Linked DNA regions of Homo sapiens: region 1 is linked to region 2. A link is a contact called in ENCODE Hi-C or POLR2A ChIA-PET data. All regions are on one chromosome and are shown on one strand. Each heading gives the region's core, a stretch centred on a gene start or an enhancer-like site at or near the end of the contact. The rest is flanking DNA. Distances are from core to core; before and after follow the strand shown. Region 1 holds the start of DNAJB6 (DnaJ heat shock protein family (Hsp40) member B6). Region 2 holds the start of PDIA4 (protein disulfide isomerase family A member 4).

Evidence for each region. A loop is a pair of places that touch in the nucleus more often than their neighbours do. ChIA-PET counts read pairs that join two places held with the same protein, here RNA polymerase II (POLR2A). Pooled maps may share reads with other maps.
Region 1: a loop to region 2 is called in a pooled map, with 11 times the contacts of the local background. The contact joins the promoter of DNAJB6 here to the promoter of PDIA4 in region 2. A Hi-C loop is called at or near these places in 2 of 37 single-sample maps with no recorded cell type and 7 of 50 pooled maps. POLR2A ChIA-PET finds 5 or more read pairs at or near these places in 1 of 52 experiments (activated CD8-positive, alpha-beta memory T cell).

The regions. Positions count from the first base shown.
Region 1 is chr7:157,334,874-157,341,845 of GRCh38, forward strand. DNAJB6 (DnaJ heat shock protein family (Hsp40) member B6) reads left to right here and starts at 2,131. Exons shown (of 10, transcript NM_058246.4): 1 at 2,131-2,271. RefSeq lists enhancers at 1,579-2,081, 2,082-2,585, 3,314-3,363, 5,666-6,186 and silencers at 1,844-2,003, 2,194-2,403, 2,464-2,653.
Region 2 is chr7:149,025,567-149,032,570 of GRCh38, forward strand. It overlaps PDIA4 (protein disulfide isomerase family A member 4), which reads right to left and starts at 2,939. Exons shown (of 10, transcript NM_004911.5): 1 at 2,755-2,939. The coding sequence starts at 2,842. RefSeq lists enhancers at 2,059-2,653, 2,654-3,247 and silencers at 2,572-2,621, 2,712-2,781, 2,852-3,431.

The sequences.
Region 1 (6,972 bases), core at 881-3,380, 8.3 Mb after region 2:
GAAGTATAACAATTACAGCCATTAACCAAGTGTTCCAGTTGTCTAAAATGAGGCAGGTGTAGACGGAAAATTTTCCCTGTACTCTCTGAAGGTTTCACAACTGAGTCTCTGAACTAAGCTGACAATAGACAGATTCGTAAGAGAAAAAGTATACAAATCTATAACATGTACTAGGGCATCCCAGAATCCAGTGAGATCTGGAAGCTTATACAGCCCCTTCATAGAAGAGAGGGGAGGCAGATGCAGGCAGCTCAGGGGAGAGAAAATGATTTTTTGCCTTCAGAATAGGTGGTGGCCTGTGGCAAAATCTGTCTGGGTGTGCAGCTGACGTCCCTTGAAGCTCTTCTCCCGTGATCCTGGCTCATTCTTCCCTGGATGAGACTTCCAGGGAGGGGGTCAAGACAATTGAGTCCCTTTGGGATGATCTGTCTTTATGTAAATAATGGGGGATTCACAGAATGCCCCTCCCTGCATTGGCAGGTCCCCATGTGCCCTCAGTTTGAGGGCATACTAATGTGGTAATCAGTGAACTAGTTAGTAATCAGTATCCTAATATGGCATAATTCAGGGTGGCATTTCTCCAACTCTTTCATTACTAACGAGCTATTTTAAACCAAAAGTGATTCAAGTGTTAAAGTGCCTTTTACTTGAATATCTCCCAGGCTTAAACGATCACGAATTCATAAGCGTTGTTAGTTCAGAAGGTGGCTGAGCAGGCCCCCGGAATTCAGTGTCAGCATGCCACAGGATCTGAAGTTCAGGAAAGGTGTAACAAAAAGGGATTTTTCTTTTTTCTTGAGACAGAGTTTCGCTCTTGTTGCCCAGGCTGGAGTGCAATGGTGTGATCTCCGCTCACTGCAACCTCCTCCTCCTGGGTTCAAGCGATTATTCTGCCTCAGCCTCTGCAGTAGATGGGATTACAGGCATGCACCACCACACCTGGCTAATTTTTTTTGCATTTTTAGTAGAGACGGGGTTTCTCCATGTGTCAGGCTGGTCTCGAACTCCCAACCTCAGGTGATCCGCCCGCCTTGGCCTCCCAAAGTGTTGGGATTACAGGCGTGAGCCACCGCACCCAGTTGAGATTTTTATTTCTTAAAGGAAAGGATAAGGTGGGCCAGGACTAAGACAACACAGTAGCAAACATCTGGCTGAATGCTGGAGAGGAAGACAGTGGGAGATCCAGGCCAGGCTCCATGGACGAACTGCTTGTTGGCTCCTTAGGCTTTGGGTCTGCGGGACCCTTTCGCTACTGGGAATGGGAGCCTGTCTGACTGCACTGGGTCTGAGACTCCCTGCTCCTGCTGGTCACCATCTACACGCATGTGGTGTTGGTCTCCAGGGTTAGAACCAGAACCCCTGAGGACGCGGGAAAGGCTAGGAAGCCTGGGGATGACCTAAAGTCCAGCTATCAAAATGCGCCGCGTTTTCAGAAAAACTACTGCCACGATTTAACCTAAAAAGCTTCATCTGTATTTTCTGCCACAGTTTGCTTCCGTTTCCTTCAGTCACTATTCCCTGGCGAAGTCTCCACGCGCTCCCGTTCGCCGGGGAACTTAGGGTATCCGGGCTTCCCTAAATTGACAAGCGGGGGCCGGCGCCTTCGCCCGCCTTCGCTGGCCGCCGCTTGGTTTGTTCTTCTTCTCCTTCGGGGACTTCTCCGCCCGCGCCCGCGCCCGCGCCCCAGCTTTCGTCCCGCTGTGCGGAGATGCCACCCAGCTCCACCGCAGGACCGCGGAGCGAGAGGCGGCAGACGCGCTCCGGGGGCCGCCGGTCAAGAGGAAGATGAAGGGCGCGACGACTTCGCGGTTTCCAGAATGGGCTCCTTCTGGCCCAACAATAAGTGCCATTTGGAATCTTCTCGGCCTTCTCTGTGCCTTCCGCGCGTCTGGGCTCCCCGGTACCGTAGACCCGGCCCCGAGCTCCGCCCCCTCGCCCTGGGCTTCCCCGCCCCCTCGCCCCCAGTCTCCTGGGCTCTTCGGGGCGGCGGAAGAGCCGAGAACCTTCGCGAAGGTGGGGCGGGCGCCCCCGAGGTTGGGCCCGCGGTATGGGCAGTGGAAACTGCGCATGCGCGGCGTCAGGGTCGGGCGGAAGTTGACGCCGCCGTGCCGCCGCCGCGTGACGCATTTCCTGTTTGTTGTTGGAGAAAGGAGAGAAAGGAAAGCGCGAGGAGCCGCCGCCACCACCAGCGCAGCAGTCCTGGAGCTGTGAGGAGATTCGGGCCGTCACCCTGCCTCCCCTGCGTCCCGCCACCGGCCGCTTCTGTCCTCGGTGAGGGTCTGTTCCGAGGGTCGGGGGAGGTCGCCTAGGGCCCCGCGCGCGCCCGGCAGACGGCGGACCTCACCCGGCGCCTGGCAACAGCGCGGGGGGTGACCGGGGTCGCCGGCCGGGGAAAGGACTGGACGGGGCGGGGGCCGTGGCCGGGGTTGCGGGGCGAAGGGTGGGCGGGGTCCTCTGGGTCAGGTCTGGGGCCGGGGCCGGGGCTGGGGTCTGGGGCCGCCCGGCCGCGTCCTCCCCGCCCGGCGTCCTTGCCGGAACGCGGCCCAGCCTCCGCGGCGGCGGTTGGGGGTGGGGCCCGGCCTGGGAGCGGCCGGCTGGGGCTCGGCTGGGGCTCGGCGGGGCCGGCAGCGTGGGAGGCGTGGAGCGCCTTCTTTTTCTAAGGCTCCCGCACTCGCGTCTGAAACCAGAAACGGGAGTGGCTTGCGGAGCAGGAATGCCGCAGCCGTGCCGCCAAGTTCGGAGGGAGAAGAAGCAGGTGGGGGACCGCAAAGCCCTGTTTCTAGAACTCCGGACGGATTGTTCAGAAGTTTGTGGAAGAGCAGGCTGCCTTTCTCACTCAGAATGTTTGTCTGCTTTGCTTTGCGTTAAAGAATCTGCACCGTAGTTGATGCAACTGAAGTTTATATAAGAAGTTTACATTAACTCTTACCTAAGGAAGGTCAGTGACACACGCAGTGTAAACTGCAAATCATATATTGGCTCGAGAAAGGTTTTGGCACTAGCGAATTTTTTAAAGGATGGGTTTGCTAGTCAGACGTAAACTTCTGTGCTAACTTCTCACGTAAACGGGGCAGGAAACAGCGCAAGTAGAACGATCGTGCCACCACCGAAGGGGTGCCGCCTGCGAGCTCGGAGGCTTCAGCCTGTTTGGGAAGAGTAGGCTGAGCGGCGCTCTTTGTAGTTTTCAACGTTTTTATTGAGTTGCGAATTTTAGTAAGGATTTGTCGCTACAATTTAAGCCAAATTATTGATTTAGTAGAAAAGTTAGAGTGAAGACCGAAGAAAGGAAACAGACGTTAACCATTAAAGCTTGATTGCTGCTGCTTCGTGTTTAACCGCACTTTTCCAAATAGTGTTGCGTATCAGAACGATTCATGATTTCTGAAAGGAATTATATGCAGCCGCCTTACTCCTCCGCCAGTCCACCCGTCCCGCGTTCTCTCTGGGTTTACTCCAGACTTCCTTTTTTTTTTTTTCCTGAGACGGAGTCTGTTCTGTTGCCCAGGCCAGAGTGCAGTGGCGCGATCTCCACTCACTGCAACTTCCAGCTCCCAGGTTCAAGCGAGTCTCCTGCCTCAGCCTCCTGAGTAGCTGGGGTTACGGGTGCTCGCCACCATGTCCGACTAATTTTTGTATTTTTAGTAGAGACGGGGGTTTCACCGTGTTGGTCAGGCTGGTCTCGAACTTATGACCTAAAGTGATCGCCTGCCTCGGCCTCCCAAAGTGTTGGGATTAGAGGCGCGAGCCACCGCGCCTCGCCGACTCCAGACTTGTTTCCACTCCTGAGGGCCTTAAGCTCCCTTGGAGTTTGTGCTTTCACATTTCTTTCTGCCTTCCGTGATAAAGGGATGAATAGTTTTTATGCACGCTTCAGCGAGCTGCGGGTTTTTGTGGATTACGCAGGCTGTGAAATTTGGGAAGTAAGTTGCCTTAAGTTGGTAGATGTGGAGATTTGACAGGAAGTGGGAGAACAAAGGGGTTGGGAAGCTTTTGGAAAGTGTCCAGGCTTCATCTGTGCTGTGGAAGGTGAGAAAGTTGGGAATTCCAGAGGGCAGAGCTCTTAAAGAATTTGAGATGAGTTCAGCACTCTCTTCAAAACAGTGTTTTAAAATTTATTTTCTTCTGGATATGAAAGTGTTAGGTTTGGGAAGTAATTCTGGCTGTAGGACAGTTTTTCCGGAACACTAGGTGGGGAGTGTTGAATGTTGTGAAGACTAAAATATGCATATGGTATTACAGTGTGATACCTGTTACTGAGTGGCGTACATTAGCTTTCATTTTTAAGCAAGCCCGTAATTCCCTTCTATTAACTCTGTTTTGGACAGTGGTACCCGTCACCCTCATCAGTCTTCAACCTAGATAACCTAAATCCAGGTCTGAGGTGGGGGTGGAATGGTCTGTTTGCACCTTTTTTTTTTTTTTTTTTTTTTTTTTTTTTGAGACGGAGTCTTGCTCTGTCGCCCAGGCCGTAATTAATGCGGTGGCGCGATCTCGGCTCACTGCAAGCTCCACCTCCCGGGGTCACACCATTCTCCTGCCTCAGCCTCCCGAGTAGCTGGGACTTCAAGCTTCCGCCACCACAGCCGGCTAATTTTTTTGTATTTTTTTAGTAGAGACGGGGTTTCACCGTGTTAGCCAGGATGGTCTTGATCTCCTGACCTCGTGATCCGCCTCCTCGGCCTCCCAAAGTGCTGGGATTACAGGCATGAGCCACCGCGCCCGGCCTTTTGTGTGTGTGTGTGTGTGTGTGTGTGTGTGTGTGTGTGTGTGTGTGAGATGGAGTTTAGCTCTTGCCCCTGCTGGAGTATAATGGCACCATCTTGGCTCACTGCAACTTCGCCTCCCAGGTTCAAGCGATTCTCCTGCCTCAGCCTCCCGAGTAGCTGGGATTACAGGCATGCGCCACCACGCCCAGCTAATTTTTTCTATTTTTATTAGAGACGAGGTTTCACTATGTTGTTCAGGCTGGTCTCGAACTCCTGACCTCAGGTGATCCACCCGCCTCGGCTTCGCAAAGTGCTGGATTACAGGTGTGAGCCCGCGCGTCCGGCTGTCACTTTAAAGAGTATTATAAGAGGGCACTTCATAACTTGGGCAGGTATTTTTAGTCATCCTGAACGTGTCGCTGTGGACTGGGTGTCACCGCGGGACCGCACAGACACCTTACTGTCGTCTGCTGTAAAGGTCAGCTTCTATATTGGTTAATGCTTACAGATATCTGTTGAGGAATAAGAGAATGTAATTAGCCTTTGTATTTGTGAGTTGACGTTTTGACGGGATTTTTACTTCTTAGTATTTATTTGCATCGAGGTTACACACTGGATTAACAGCGTTTTTTGGAAACCTTTTTAAAACTTTTTCATTTCCTCAGAAATGATTCTGTTCAAAATGTGGTTTGGTTAAATTTGTGCAGGACCCCACCTGGTGGTGAGAGGCGGGTAACTGCAGGCTCATTAGCGAGTAAGAGTAGGATCAGTGGCAGGATTTAGCAAATGGTGTAGTTCAAGGATGAATAGAATTTGAGAATATCAAACTCAAAAAAATGAGGTTAATGAGAAGAAGAGCAAAGTTGGTGAAAACAAGAATATGTTAGAAACGATGATGTAGGAATGGAAAAACGACAACGCCTACCTGCAGAAAAGTCAACTAGTAAAAATGTGATTTTTTTTTTTGTATTGATATTAATGAGGTGTTTTGTCAAACAAAACCCTTTATGTTTTTGTATGGACATAAATCACTGTTGACCTGTTTCATGTTCCTGGAGATATCCTACTTGAGAAGGAATATTGATTGATGATTAGTTGACTGACTGATTTACTTGAGATGGAGTCCTTGCTCTGTGTCCCAGGCTGGAGTGCAGTGGCGCGGTCTTGGCTCACTGCACTCCTGGGTTCAAGCCATTCTCCTGCTTCAGCCTGCCAGGTAGCTGGGATGACAGGCGCGTGTCACCACGCCTGGCTAATTTTTGTATTTTTAGTAGAGACGGTTTCACCATGTTGGTCAGGCTGGTCTCGAACACCTGACCTCAGGTGATCCCCTGCCTCCGCCTCCCAAAGTGCTGGGATTACAGGCGTGACCCACCGCACCTGGCTGTGTGTGTGTGTGTGTGTGTGTGTGTGTGTGTGCGCGCGCGCAGGTGGAATCACCCTGTGTGCCCAGGCTGGTCTCGAACTCCTGGCCTCAAGTGAGTCTTTCATCCCGGCCTGTCAAAGTGCTAGAATTACAAGTGTGAGCCAGGTGCCTGGCCAGATTTTAGATTTTTTTGTTGTTGTTGAGATGGAATCTCATATTGCCCAGGCTGGATGCAGTGGCGCCATCTCGGCTCACTGCAACCTCTGCCGCACGGGTTCAAGCGATTCTCCTGCCTCAGCCTCCCGAGTAGCTGTGATTACAGGCACCTGCCACTGCTCCCGACTGATTTTTGTATTTTTAGTAGAGACGGGGGTTTCACCATCTTGGCCAGGCTGGTCTTGAACTCTTGACCTCGTGATCCACCCGCCTCGGCCTCCCAAAGTGGTGGGATCACAGGTGTGAGCCACTGCGCCAGGCCATATTTTAGAATTCTTAAGCTGTGTTGCAAAATTACGTGTCTTTGGAAGGGTGATTTAGTTTACACTACATATGATTTTTCCCCCTTTGATATTTTTCTACTTACCTTTTGCCACCAAAGGCTTAAATTAAAAGTGTGTTTTATATTTGTGTTGTGCATATATACGTGTGTGCTCTAGTTGGTATGCTTATGAACTGTGTACTAATACTTATTCCTCTCTGCCACCTTGAGATGGCATGTACCACTTGGGTGGGCTTTGAATCTGAAGTTATTTGTGTTTATAGGAATGTCCAGGACACAGAGTGCTTAGAAAGTATTGATTGAATTAGATTCTTTCTAGTTTGTGTATGTCCTGATGACCTTCCTGTGATTAATAATGGAATCCAGAATTCAAGAAAGTTGGAAAAAATAAGTTTCAGCAG
Region 2 (7,004 bases), core at 1,689-4,188:
TTATATTGTATCTTACAGATGAAGAAACTGAGATGCAGGAACTTGAGTCACCTGTCCAAAGATCACAAAGCTACTTAGCGGAGGGTCCTGACCACTTAACTGCTATGCTGTATTGTCACATTAGATTTTCTTCCCAATACGCCCAAAGTTTTTGGTGGAATCATTTAGAGTTTCCACATTTTTATGGCTCCGAAAATAATTATGTCTCAGGAATGAAAAGAGGAGGAGAGTTTAACAGTTCCTTAGCACGAAAAATAGGTGAATTTCTACTTACTTTTAAATCTAAACAAACCAATACCACATAAAAGCAGGCAACAAACAGGATCAGAATATTTTCCTTTCCTGTTTTAGCATGAAGGATGTGTAGAGTGCAGGCACCTTCTGAGACACGGAAAGCCCTGCAACCGGAGGCTTAAACCATCAGAGCTTAGGGTGTATTTAGTAACCATGTTGGGGGAAGGAGGGCATTTAAGTACCTAGACACCACTGTGCTGTCTAAATCTAAAATGTAACAGAAGCAAAAAGAAAAAAAAAAGCCTCGAGACTTGAAACACTTGAGGGGTGAGGTAGTGCAGACTTGAAATAAATCTGTTGGACAAGTTATCAGTGAATCTATGACAGGTTTTGACAGTGAATGGCCGAGGGATGCCCTCAGGGATGAGAAAGGGTCAAGGTAAGCCCACACCGTGGCTCACGCCAGTAATCCCAAACACTGGGAGTTTAAGGATGGAGGATTGCTTGAGGCCAGCCTGGGCAACATAGTGAGACCCCATCTCTACCAAAAAAAGAAAAAAAATAGCCAGGCTGGGCACGGTGGCTCACTCCTGTAATCTCAGCACTTTGGGAGGCCAAGTCAGGCGGATCACGGGGTCAGGAGATCGAGACCATCCCGGTTAACACGGTGAAACCCCGTCTCTACTGAAAAATACAAAAAATTAGCTGGGTGTGGTGGCACGTGCCTGTGGTCCCAGCTACTAGGGAGGTGGAGAAAGGAGAATCACTTGAACTCGGGAAGCAGAGGTTGTGGTGAGCTGAGATCGCGTCACTGCACTCCAGCCTGGGCGACAGAGCCAGAAAAAAAAAACAGCCAGGCGTGTTGGCAAGCACCTACAGTCCCAGCTCCTCGGGAGGCTGAGGCAGGAGGATCCCATGAGCCCAGGAGTTTGAGGCTTAAGTAAGCCATGATCAGGACAGTGCACTCAAGCCTGGGCAACAATGCGTAACCTTATCTAGGAAAAAAAAAAAAAAAAACGGAGCTAGAAGTCCCAGGAGGCCTGCCCTTGGCCATGATGACCCCTGGGATTCCTAGGCTCACCCTAGGAGCAACTGCTTCCCAGGGACTCTTCTGTGTTAAAGACCTCTGACCGGAAGGATAAACTTGCTGGTCCTAACAGCTCCTAAAGCCACTCTCCCAGGCCTCTCAAGAATCCCCCCAAAAACAGAATCACTGGATCAAAACCAAGACAGTGCTATATGCTTTTCCGCTATGTTCCAAAAAGCATCTTCCACCCACACTGGTCCTCAACTTTCACTGTGCCTCCCGAAGTTAATTCTATGTCTCAAGGGAAAACTGACTTAAAACGCAGATTCCGGGGCCCACCCCTGCATTCTGCTTCAGTGTATTTTGGGTATCTGTATTTAAATAAACACTATTTAAACAAACATGATTTGGGTAAAGGTCTCAAGACACAATTTGTAAGCAGTCCCGCTATCGGATTCCTTTCGGCAGGTGTTTTTCTCGCCGAGTGTGGGTTTTTACTTCCTTTTCTATTTGGGCAAAGACTCTTTTTGAATCAGTGACCCACGCAGAAGTTACTCAATCTGTTTGAAAGAGTATAAAGTTCACGATTTCCCTACACACTAACATTATCAAAGAGTGTATATTTATATTAGAACAAACTCAGAAGGTTAAAAAGCTAGTGATTAAAAGTAAGGGCAGAGAGGAAGAAGGTAAAGACCAGTACCTGGATGCCTTATTCTCTAGGAATAACAACTTTTCCTTAATTAGCACTTCCTAATCTTCAGAGTTCTTATGTCTGCAGCTAGCTCACTTCGAAGAAAAATGCAGGGACCATGAAGTAGTTGTTACTATTCCTACTGGAGTACGCGCTTCATGGGCAGGGACCACACTCACAATCTTTTCCTCCCAGAACCCAGTACAGGGACTGGCACACAGTAAATGCTAAATGCAGAAGGAATGGTATCTCTAGTTTCTCAAAGGTGCAAACCAAGCCATCCCTTTCTCCAGAATCTATGGATTAATCATTTCCAAATCTACAGACCACATTTTGAAAAGGAATGCTTGCTGTTCCAAAGAACTCGCACTTGTTTCTTCACGCCCTCGCCCCTTCTCTCCAGTGGCTCTCCCTCTCCCTTCCCACTGCCTGGGCGCGTTCGCCTGGAGTTAGCCTGGACCTGACGAAAATCTGTAAATTAAGGCGAAGGACCCAGCTGCAAAAAAGGCGCTCTGCAGCCCTCTCCCAGCCTCGGGTGACAGGGGTCTTCCAGGGCGTCGGAGCCCAAGAGACCCCGGCCACCTTCCTCTCCCGGGAACCCCAAATCGATCCTGCCACTGCCACAGCCACCGCCCCCGCCCCTTCAACTCCGCCAAGTTTACCCCGGGCTCGGCGCCCATCACTAGTTCTGGAGCTGACCGCGCGGAAGCCCGCCCGCCGGGGTCGCAGGGCCCAGGCCCCCGCACAGCTCTGCAGCCCCCGCAAGCACAGCCCGACCCGCGGCGCGCTTGCCGCTCACCCTCGTCCGGGCCCTCGGCACCCGCCACGGCCAGCAGCTGCACCAGCCCCAAGAGCAGCAGGAGCAGGAAGGCTTTCCGGGGCCTCATGGTAGCGGGGGCGGAGCGCGGCCTCCTAGCGTCGGCGGCCGCTGAGCGCACCGAGAACTCGGGGTCTGGCCGACAGCCCGTCGCTCCTTAGCGACGCGGGGGAGCCGGAAAAACCCACGGAAGTCGTCCCCGGCGATTGGCAGGGGGCGGAGGAAGTCGCGGGCCGGCCAATCCCAGACTGACGCCGGCACGGACCGCGCGCGCCTCGGCCGCGACGAGTCGGCTCCGCCGCCCTAGGCCCTCCCTACTCCTGCGCGCGGCCCTCGGCTGCGCGTTTAAAACTCCGAGCCCTAACGTGAGGTGCCCCCTTCTGATTGGCTGCGCCACAACCACCAATCAGCGGCTGCCACTCGGTTTGCCGGGAGCGCACAGGCCAAGAGGGAGAGCGGGGGAGAACAAAGGCGGCGGGCCGGGCACGGGGAGTGCGGGACCTGGCTACGCCTCGGGGCGCTATTGGCAATCGGTGCCGGGGGCGGGGCAGGAGAGGCGGAGCCTGGGAAATGTGGAGCGGGGCGGGGCTCGGCTCAGCATCCTGCGGCCGAACTTGGCAGTAAGAACACGTGTCGGTACCGGAGCGGTGGGGAGCAGTGGCGAGCAGGGCGGTCCTCGCAACCCGCCGGGGCTCTGGGAAGCTGGAGACCAACGCGGGCGGAGGAGCACGAGCCTGTTTGTTGCTAGAAAGGGGCTCCAAGTCCGCTGCATGTTCGTGGCCTTCTTAATTTCTTTTTCTGCTCGAGCAAATAAAAGTTTCATTTCTCTCCGGAGTATTGAGCTAGAGAGCGGGGAAGAGCATGCAGTAAAGTGAATCCAGACTAGAATCTGGGGAAGCCTCTCTCCAAGGTTGCATCTCGGAGAAACAAGCCATCAGATTCTTGTCTAAACTTTGCCTCGTCTTATTTAGTTTTCTAGTGATTTTCTGCAAAAGGAAATACCAGATAGGCAATCTAGTGGTTTACATAGATCTGAATAAAAGCTTGAGGTTTTCCCTCTTGACCACTTTGGAGAAGAAAACTAGGTTAAGATGACGATTTTTGTATGTCAGAAAAGAAGCCTGTAATGTGCATTAAGTTTGAGACTTTTTTTTAACACCTGGGAGTTTGAGAAGGCAAATAGGGAAAAGAAAAAAAATAGAAACTCAAGTTCAGGAATATTTTCTCGTGTGTGCAGATTATTACGTGAGGAAGAAAAAAGGGATAACTCACAGACCTTAGCAATTAAAAATACTTAATTTTTTTGTTGAATGCCTATTAATCTGATGGTTCCTGGTCAATTTTGTAGGGCAGAACATTATGCAACTGTACACACTGATTTATTAGAGTGCTATGAATGTGGGCCACCAGACAGTTCGGTATCATGTTATTTTATTTTTTGAGACAAGAGTCTTGCTCTGTCACCCAAGCTGGAATGCAGTGGCGCCATCTCCTCTCACTGCAACCTCCGCCTCCTGGGTTCAAGTGATTCTACTGTCTCAGCCTCCCGGGTAGGTGGGACCACAGGCGCCCGCCACCACTCCCTGCTAATTTTTATATTTTTAGTAGAGACAGGGTTTCACCACGTTGGCCTGGCTGGTCTCAAACTCCTGACCGACCTCAAGTGATCCACCCACCTCGGCCTCCCAAAGTGCTGGGATTACAGGTGTGAGCCACCGTGCCCAGCCTTAATATCATGTTAAAGATAGACCTGTTCTTCAAAAAGACAAGTCAGAGTTCTCATCTTTCTTCTTGTTTCCTATGACACTGTTAAACTGAGAGGAATGAGGACCCCATTTGCTCAGTGGTGGGAGAAACACAATTTCACTGGCCTTTTGTTGATACAAAGATAGGAAGAAGGCTCTTGAAGTGCTGTCTGTATATGTGTATAAACACACATATATCTTGTGACATTAAAGTAACAATGTTCTTTTTGAAAGCATTTAGGGTATAGCTATAGAAGTTCATTCAACAAAACAGAACTTTATCAAGTTGGAAAGCTCCTTTCTCTTTATCCCTAAATTTTTCACTCAATTTTGTTATGGGTACAAACAGCACTGTGTTGAGGGTCAGAATGGAGAGAGATGAGAAATGATACTTCCATGACTATATCCAAGATCTCCACAGTTGGTTGTTGTAAGCGTAGAGAGGCTGTCTGTCAAATCATAGATATGAGGCCGGGCACAGTGGCTCACTCCTGTAATCCCAGCACTTTGGGAGACTGAGGCAGGCGGATCATGAGAGGTGGGGAGTTCCAGATCAGCCTGGCCAACGTGGTGAAATCCTGTCTCTACTAAAAATACAAAATTAGCTGAGCATGGTGGCGCGTGCCTGTAATCCCAGCCACCTGGGAGGCTGAGGAGGCAGGAGAATCACTTGAACCCTGGAAGCGGAGGTTGCAGTGAGCTGGGATTGCGCCACTGCACTCCAGCCTGGGCGACATAGTGAGACTCCATCTCAAAAAAAAAAAGAATCATAGAAACGGACCCTAGTTTGGAAATTCATTCATGTAAATGAACTTCTCCCTGGTTTATCCCCAGAGCTGTGATTTAACACTATTATGCTGGGTTTACAGACCAATTTGAACATGCATTTTCCTCTGCTTCTGCATAGACTTACTAGAGAAGAGGTCACACCACTGCATTCAGCCTGGGTGACAAAGCGAGACCTTATCTCAAAAAAAAAAAAAAAAATCAAAGATCAATCAACTATAAATTTAATCTCTGTAATAGATATAGGGCTATTCAGGTTATTTCTTCTTCAGTGAGTTTCAGTAGTTGGTGGGAATTTGTCCATTTCATATAAGTTGTCAAATTTATTGACATACAGTTTTTGGTGATATTTGCTATGGTCTGAATATCTCCCAAAATTTGTATGTTGAAACGTAATTGCCAATGTGGTAGTAATAAGAGATGGGGCTTTTAGGAGGTGATAAAGTCACGAGGGTAGAGCCGTTATGGATGGAACTGGGGCCCTTACAAAGGGTTTGAGGGAATGGGTTCATTCTCATCACCATGTGAGCACACAGCGTTCATCCCCCATGCCCTTCCATGTTCCGCCTTCTACCATGTGGAGATGTATTAATGACAAGAAGGACCTCACCAGACACTGAATGCCAGCACCTTGATCTTGGACTTCCCAGTCTCCAGAACTGTAAGAAATAAATTTCTGTTCTTTGTAAATAACCCAGTCTATTTTGTTATAGCAGCAAGAATGTGCTAAGAGAATATTCTTCTCTCATGCTTTAAATAACTTTAGAGTCTGTAGTGAGGTCACCTCTCATTATTGATACTGATAATTTTTGTCTTCTCTCTTTTTTAATGATGAGTCAGGCTAATGGTTTATAAATTATATTGGTCTTCTCAAAGAACCAGCTTTTGGTTTCACTGATTTTCCTTATTGTTTTCTATTTTCTATTTCATTGGTTTCCATTTTAATTTATATTATCTTTCTTCTGCTTATTTTAGGTTGTATTTACTGTTTTCTTTATAGTTTCTTAAAGTGAAAGTTGACATCATTGATTCGTGATCTTTCTTCTCCTTTAATATGGGCATTTTGTGCTATAAAATTATTCCTAATTACTGCTTCAGACCTTAAATTAGGCAGGTGGAGATGGTGGCTATAGGGGAGTCTGTGTAAAGAATTAGAATGAGGAGAATTTGAAGAAAAGCAGGTTATTTGGCAAGCTGACATATAGTGAAAGGAGGTGCAGCACGGGATAATAAAGATGGAGAAAGAAGGAGCCAGGCGATAAAAGGTTTAGCTTGAGGGCAGTAAAATATCAGTGAAGTAGGTGAGTGTGGCATGATAATATTTGCATTTTATAAAGATCACTCTGGGGGCCATGTGGGAGCAGATGTGACTAGAGTCAGAAAGACCAAATAGAAGGTGGTCTCACACTAATCTTTTCTTTTTTTTTTTTTTTTGAGACGTTGTCTCACTCTGTTATCCAGGCTGGAGTGCAGTGACACCGTGTTGGCTCGCTGCAACCTCTGTTTCCTGGGTTCAAGCAATTCTCCTACCTTAGCCTCCCAAGTAGCTGGGATTACAGGCGCCCACCACCACACTCAGCTAATTTTTTTATATTTTTAGTAGAGATGGGGTTTTACCATGTTGGCCAGGCTGGTCTCAAATTCCTGACCTCAGGTGATCCACCCGCCTCGGGCTCCCAAAGTACTGGGATTAGAGGTGTG